Regions from separate parts of the Homo sapiens genome. Here region 2 is linked to region 1. The links are chromatin loops, found by intact Hi-C in ENCODE. Cell type or tissue: mammary epithelial cell. All regions are shown on one strand.

Region 1 (4,000 bases):
CGCCTGTATACATGGATTAGTGGCTGGGATCACCTAACCAGTCCACTTGAAGCACAAAGCAATATGATAAAACAAAAGTGGCATCCACAGATAATTCTTCTGTTTCATATGGAATTCTGCTCATTGGTATACTGTGGTTACAAAAAGGCCCACAAAATCTTTCATTTCCTGTATGCAGTCTGCTTCGCAGTGTGACCCTTCAGCTCCTCCCATGAAGAGGTGAAGGCTATCTCTCCACCCTTGAATTTGAAATTAGCCAAGTGATTTTCTGTGGCCAATGAGAATTTAACAAACTATAGGCAAGCGGAGGCTTGAAAAGTCCCTACTCATGATTATACTTTCTTTTGCTTAAGAATCCTGGGCCCTCCTCTCTGTGGACAAACCCAGGCTAGTTTGTTAGATGATGCAGTACACACAGCCATCTCATCCCAACCGCCCCAGCCAATAGCGAATCAACCACCTATCAGTCCATCCAGCCCCAGAAACTTGCAACCTCAGTTGATATTAGCTGAGACAGCCCAGACCAGGAGAATTCCCACCTGGCCCATGGAATTGAGAGAAATGATAAACATTTGTTGTTTTCAGCCACTAAGTTTTGGGATGGTTTGTTACACAGTGCAAGCTAGCTGGCACAAGAATTTAGAAAGTAAAGCTCTGACATCTTTGCAGTATTATCAGTAGCACAACGTAACTTGGGCCACATTCCTCTCATCCAGACAGCACTGCTAGATGGGTTATGTCTGTTCAAGAAGAGAACTTGTTCTAAATCCAAGCCAGTAGCACAATGCATGTTTGTTTGTTTTATTTTGTGTTGTTTGCAGCCTACCTCATTCCCAACAGTTTTGAATTGAGTACCACTCCTAGGGTGGTTCCCAAGGCTAGCTGCAGCACAGCACAATCACCTGGGTAGCTTCGAAAAAATACTGATGCACTAGGCCCATCCTCAGGGATGCTGATTTCCTTGGTCTGGGGTGAGGCTGAAGTCTGGCTATTTTATTTTCTAGAATCAGAATGTGATACCTCTGCCATTGGCTAAATGATATGTTATATTTATTACTTGTTCTCTCAAACTTGGGCTATCAGGAAACTTTAAAAACCCATGCTTTCAATTAAAGCAAGTTAACTCTTTCACTAGGAAAAGTTATCTTTAATGAAGCATCAACAGATGCTTAGCCTTTCCTGAAGCACTTAAATGTCAGTATTTGCAGGCCAGTAACCAAGACCCACAGCAGGCATGTGGTTAAACTAACAGGGAAGGCATATGGCCACTGCCATGTGAGATCTCAGCAAGTCACTGAACCTCTCCTATATTCATCTTTCCTATTTGGAAATAGGTAGGTGTTGAATAACGAACCACGAAGTTCCCCTCCAGCCCTGAAAGCATGACTGTTTAATAGTTATCAACATTCCAAGCTAAATGAGCAATACCTGGTTCCTCTCATGAGGTTAGACTGCTAGCCCTGTCTTATCCTCCAGAAAGTGTCATATGTACAGCCCAGAGGTACCAGCACAATGGGTCATGCATCAGTCACTGACTCAGTCAAGAAGCAGAGTGCCAACATGTGTCAAGCATTGTGCTAGGCACTGCACAACAGAAAGAGGGCGAAATGCTGGCATTCCTGAGCTTATCCTGTTTAGAGAGAAGCAGAGGAGAGAAAAATAAAACCACAGAGCTTCATGACTGGCACTTGATTGAACCCTCAATGAAGGAGAAAGGTGGAACCACTTCCGGTTCAGATGAAGGAGGGTGCTGAGAACTGAATGTTTGTGTCCCAGCGAAATTCATATGTTGAAACCCTAATCTTCAATGCCATGGTACTTGGAGATGGGGCCTCTGGGAGGCAAATAGGTTTAGATGAGGTCCTTGGGATGAAGCCCCCATAATGAGATTAACGTCCTTATAAGGAGAGGAACAGACACCAGCGTTTCCTCTCTCTGCCATAAGAGAACACAGCAAGAAGGTGGCCATCTGCAAAAGCAAGAAGAGGCTTCTCACTAGACCCAGAATCTCCTGGCACCTTGATCTTGGACTTGTAAGAAAAAAAAAAAAGTGTTGTTACTTAAACCACCCAGTCTATATGTTTTTTTTTTTTTGTTATGGCAGCCGAGGCTGACTAAGACAGAAGACTTTTCCAAAAACGGTGGGACTTCAGATGAGGGCCAAGTAGAAAACAAGGTGGGGAAGTGAGATAGGTGGAAATGAAGGAGAGGAAGAAAAAAGTCATTTCATGGAAGGAAACGTGAGGCTAAAAGAGAAAAATGAAAAAAGTCAGCAAGGTAAGCACAGAGCAACCTCCCTAGACAGAGAAAGAAAAAAAAATGGTTTGTTTAATCCTAAGCAAAACACATTGACACTTTCTATTCTTTCCAATAAACCTGACATTCAAAAGAGAAAGTCATCATTGTCTGGCAGCACTAAGCAGCTAGTTGTCTGACAGGGAGAGGCCATGCTAACTGCTTTAGAGTTTCCTTTTCTAATTAAATCAATTAATTTTAAAGCACGTCTTAAATTGGGGTGATGTCGTTTATAATACTTTGACAGCATCAAGAAGGAATCGCTAGTTCATAAATATGTATTATCAGCTACTGGCACAGCAGAGAAGGGAAGAAAGACTTAAAGGCCTTTCACACCATGAAAGTGACAGATCCGAGGCAAAAGTTGAGGAATCCTAAGTCCAGAGGGGCTGGTAAGACTCACAGTCTCAGCCTCTGAGGCAATATTGGGATTGTAACAAAATACTCAAAGGAATCATGATATGAGCACAAAAAGAGGGAGAAGAGGGGAGGGAGAGGAGAGGGGTATGGAGAAAAGGGGAGTGAAAATGTAAGAGAAAGAAAAAAAAACCAAAAGCATCTTTTATTTGTGATGTGCCATTATTAAGAATATTGCAGCTAAAGGAATAAACAAACAAAAATCAGCAATGCAAGGAGTGTGTCTTCATACTTATTTTTCCTCTTCTTTAAAGGGGTAAAGCTTAACTTGAAACAGAATTCCAAGCCATCATTAGTCTCAGATACAGCTTACCTGAATGTTTCTGTAAGTTCTCCTTACTGAGCATAGCCACGAGTACCTGAATTCAACCCTAGTACCTTGAAGTCAACTACATTTGCACCCAGTTGGGAAACCAATTGTTAAGCATGTTATGTTTTCCTATTTGAATTAAAATGTGTTTTCTAAAGAAAAGGCATTAGAAAGAGATTTTTCAGGCCTATCACTACACATGCAGATACTTGTTAAGCACTGAATGATGAATGAATGAATGAATGAATGAATGAATGAGTGAATGGATAACTACTTTCCATGGTTCACCCAGGGGCAGCCTATTAATTGCACACATAAATGCCCCCATAGAACCAACCAGTCTTCTGTAAGGAGAAGACTCTCTAAACCAATTCTTTTTCATTTATTTATTTCAATCACTTATTCTCAAATACTATTCTCAAATTCTATTTGAGAACCTACTAAGTCAGATGCCTTAACAAACACATCATGATTAAATTATTTCATTCTATGGTATTTGGTGAGTATTCACACCTCAATTTCCTAGGAGGCTATGAGCTCCACAAAAGGAAAGGCCTGACTTAAGTAACTTTCCAAAAGTCATACAACCAAAAAGTACTATAATTGGGTTTTGAGTCTAAGAATCTGGCCCCCAGGATCTGAATAGCTGTGAGCTACAGTCTTTCTCTTGGGGGCTCAGTAAATATTTGGGGAATGAAAGATTTACATATGATCCATGACTTTAAAATACCTTGAGAAGAGCAATAATACACATTACTTTTAAATGAATCATATTTGAAAACAAAAATTATCCCAAAAGTGTTAGGAATAATTCTGATTTAGATATAAGTGCTCTGTTACCAAAACATGGAAAGTCTAAAGAAAAGAAATATTTCTTATCTCAAAGACCAGCAAACACCACCATTAGCATTTGACATATTTTCTTATGTTCTTTTACTGCGATTACTTATTTATTTTTACACTTCTGGAATCATGTTT
Region 2 (4,000 bases), 190 kb after region 1:
AAGGGCCATGTGTACAGAGGAGGGACACTGAAACTGTGTGGTCCTCTTGTGAGAAGCTTCAAGGGGAAGTGGCATCTGAACCGGGTGCAGTATGATGAATGAGTGCACCTGGGAAACCTTATCTCATACCCTGCCTACAAAACTTTCTATTGCATCGCTCCACTCAGACTTAAAGCTGAGAATCTCTACCACGACTTACAAGGCATCCACAACCTAGCCCTTAATTTCTGTGCAGCTTCACCTGCCTCTGCTCACCTCTCCATTGCGTCCCCTTGCCTGAAATGCTTCCCTTACCCTGACTCTCCACTATTGGATGGCACTACCTTACGTCATGAGGTCAAGGTCACCCAAGGTGGACGAACAAGAGGAAGGAGCCCCGGTCTCTGACCCCGCGGCATGGTGCTCTCAGCAGGGCCACTCCACCAACACTTCCACGTGACAGAAAAAGAAACTGTTGCTCTGTTAAGCCACAATTATTTTGGGATTTTTATCACTCACAGTTGAATCTAATCCTAGCTAATACCGAGAAAATCTTCCTTTATTTTGATTAAAAATATGGTTTACCTATTCCTATATGGTCTTGCCTGTCAATCACCATTGTAAATGATGAAACTTTCTTACCAACTCTTCACTCTCCTGCAGTGATACTACTGCAGAGACAAAAAACATAAGTAAGAAGTTAAATAATAAAGCAAAATAGTGCAAATACATCAGAGGACACGGGATTCAAACAAAAAACCACTGAGAAGCCAACTGAGTGCCTAGATTTGTTCTGGGTGTTAAGATACAGATAGTTTATAGTTGAGTGGGACTGCCATTCACAGATAAATAGAACACTGTAATACAACTGAATAAGGAGAATGTTTAGAGAAAGATAGTCTGACTAATGATAAGCATTTATGCTGCTTAAAATAATTTATTATTAAAAGGTATCCATGAATCAATTCTGTACTTGGAAATTCACTTACACACTTTAAAATACCATTCAAGATTTCAGACAGAACCATTACCCATTTTCTTCTGCACATGAGAATGCTTAAGAACATGCTAGTCTCAAACCACAAAAGAGTTTGCAGTTTGAAGCCTCACCTGAGTTATCCAAGACAGCAGCCACTTGCTCTATGTGTCTATTTAAGTTTAAATTGATTAAAATTAAATTAAATTGAAATTCAGTTCCTTGGTAGCAATAGCCAGATTTCAAATACTCAATTGTGACATGTGGTTGGTGGCTACTATGTGGGACAGAGTAGATTATAAAACATTTCCATTGCTGTAGAATATGCCATAGAATAGCAAGGCTATAAGATCCTGTATATACTTTCAAAAAGGAAGTCATGTGGGAAGAAATGTCTGAAGGTAAGCTGAAGTTAGGAATGACACGGAATGTAAGCAGATGAGTATCACCAAGTTCAAAGATAATTTGAGTCTCTGAAATTTCAATTTCACATAATTTTAGATGTTTCATGATGAGTTTCTAACAGTATCTTAAATTATCCTCTTCTCACAAATGAGAAAATGGACTTTAGAAATCTCTAGAAATTTTGAGTAAAGTATAAAAAGAAAGCATTTAGATTCTTGAATGTTCCTGGACCATGGTGCTCCCTCTAGAGGAAACAGTAGGGAAACTAAGATTTTTAAAGTAGACACACACAACACATGCGCGCGCGTGCGCGCACACACACGCGGACAATGCAGTGAAAATAGAAGTGAAAAATCAGAATAATAATAGAACTTGAGTAAAAAATGATGCAAAAATAATATTTTAATTCTCCTCTTTCTGATTTAGTATGAAGGTAAAGAATGAAGTTAGAAAACTGAGGGTAACTAATAAGAACCTTATCAAATGTAAATTAAATAATTATTTCTACCTATCCTTGATCTCGTCATCTTTTATCCAATCTTCTCTTTAAATTTCTTTAATGAAAATCTGCAAACTTGGCATCTCTCAGCTTTATTCTTCCGAATTCAGAAATACTGCCACCTTGTGAATACTATTAGATATGAGAGCGATCACAAATTCCGGTATAAATCTGCTGAACTATAAAACTGATGATCTGCTCTTAACCACTCTAGGCACAAGCAAATCAGATTTGCAAAATGAAAACCAGTGCCTGATGACCACATCTGTAAATTACAGGACAGTTTAACAGTTAAAAAAAATAATCTTTCATGATTCTTGCAATACTAGGAAATATCTTATTTCCATTAACTTTTTAAACCTGAAAATGATTCCCCAACATAGTGGAAAAAATACAGAGCCTAAAATTAAGTCATCCAGGTTCTAAGTCTTGGTCCCTCAACTTATTAGCTCTAGACTTTAGGCTTTTTTCCAGCTCCCTAAGACTTGGCTTGTCATGTATAAAACGACTCTATCCACCTAACTGCACTTTTGTAGAGATTAAATAAAACAATATACATGAAGGCACAACATACATTATAAAGCACAAAAGAAATACAAATAATTTTTATTATCTTTAAAAATTGCTGTAGATATTATAAATTCCCACAAACTCTGTATTTCCTTTAGAACAAACAATTTCATAAAAGTTTATGATTAATTTTTGAATTTCAGAGTCGTGGTGATTTTAAATCCTGAACTCTGGCCTTTGATAACTATAACTAGGGCTTTTGATGTGACGTCAGGATCTTTCCAAAGTTTTGGGCCAAATACTATTGATTGTGGGATTTCAATCAATTCAAAATAAGGTTAACCTAGATTCTTGAAGATTTCAATCAGTTGCCAATCTGAAATCACCTCCTCTCAACAATTAGCCAATTGTTGGCAAAGGAAGACAACCAAAGGAAAGACAACCAAAATTAGAAAGATATAGTGTCTTCCCAGTAAAGGAAGACAACCAAAATTAGAAAGATATAGTGTTCTGCCAGAGGTAAATTATAAACAACAGTGGATCAATGGGTTCTGAATATGCCTTTGAAAGCTTAAACACTTCTCATTTAAAGTAGAAACAAAGAACAAAAAATCCTCTTGTACCAATAGGACTCAACAATCTCTAAATTCTAAGGAAGCAGACAGAAATTTCTTTGGGGAAAGGGAGGCTTTATAATTTCAAAGTTCTCAATTTCATATTCAGGAGAAAAAGAGATCACATTTTCTATGAGTCGCTCTTTATACAAAACAGGCAGACAGGTATTCCGTGCCCTTTACTAGCAAGCTTGGGATGCGTTTAATTGGAGAAATCCACTTTGTCATTCGCAAATTGGTACATACGATAGCTTTTCATGTCACATGTAAACATAAAAGGGATTTGTTTCTAAGATGACTGAGTATATACAGAATTCTTTCTTATTATTCTTTTTTATTTATTTAAAGAGAGTTTTGCTTTCTCGCCTAGGCCGGAGTGCACTGGTGCAATCATAGCTTACTGTAACCTCAAACTCTTGGGCTCAAGACTTCCTCCTCCCTCAGCTTCCTGAGTAGCTATGAATACTGACTGGCATGTACCACTACACTGGACTAATGTTTTTATTTTTGTAGAGACAGAGTCTTGCTATGTTCACCAGGCTGGTCTCAAACTCCTGGCCCAAAACTATTTTCCCACCCTCAGCTTCCCAAAGTGCTGGGATTAGAGGTGTGGGCTACCACACCCAACCAGAACTTACTTTAAGGAAAACGGAGTGAGAATCTTGAGTTAGTAATACTGTCATGAACCTCTCCTTTAAGACAGCTTTGGGTACCTGATAGGGTAGAGTGCTATGTTTTCTACAAATATACAGATTTCCCACAATAGGTCCTGACAAACAGATAATCTCTTATGAAGAAGTCTCAGTAACCTGAAACATGAAAACCCATTTAGGGAGTCCTAAAAATATGGATTACTACTTGATTATCTTATAATGGTCTGTTTCACCATTACCACCTCTAATCCATGCTCAAAATTCTCTTTCAGTGGGACACGAGATAAATTTTTAAAAATAACTGTGTCTAAAACATAATTGGTTTTACTATGCTTGTGCTGAGTTCTTTTACATTCAATATGTT

What was found. A loop is a pair of places that touch in the nucleus more often than their neighbours do. Peaks named below come from ENCODE experiments on the same cell type or tissue, not always from the same donor. Only the 100,000 strongest peaks of a DNase experiment are listed, where the experiment ranks them.
Region 2: it touches region 1 in a loop (2.7-fold over the local background); 1 of 110 quality-filtered maps calls a loop at or near these places.

Annotation. Positions count from the first base shown.
Region 1 is chr7:38,559,887-38,563,886 of GRCh38, forward strand. The region is part of intron 1 of AMPH (amphiphysin); the gene reads right to left. Among named protein-coding and RNA genes, the nearest start is that of AMPH, 69 kb to the right of the region's middle. In mammary epithelial cell, a CTCF peak has its summit at 1,588; a DNase peak (open chromatin) is centred at 1,455; H3K27ac peaks cover 703 bases.
Region 2 is chr7:38,746,555-38,750,554 of GRCh38, forward strand. The region is part of intron 22 of VPS41 (VPS41 subunit of HOPS complex); the gene reads right to left. Among named protein-coding and RNA genes, the nearest start is that of AMPH, 120 kb to the left of the region's middle. In mammary epithelial cell, CTCF peaks have their summits at 1,597 (motif pointing left) and 1,987 (motif pointing left); no DNase peak of the experiment used is centred here.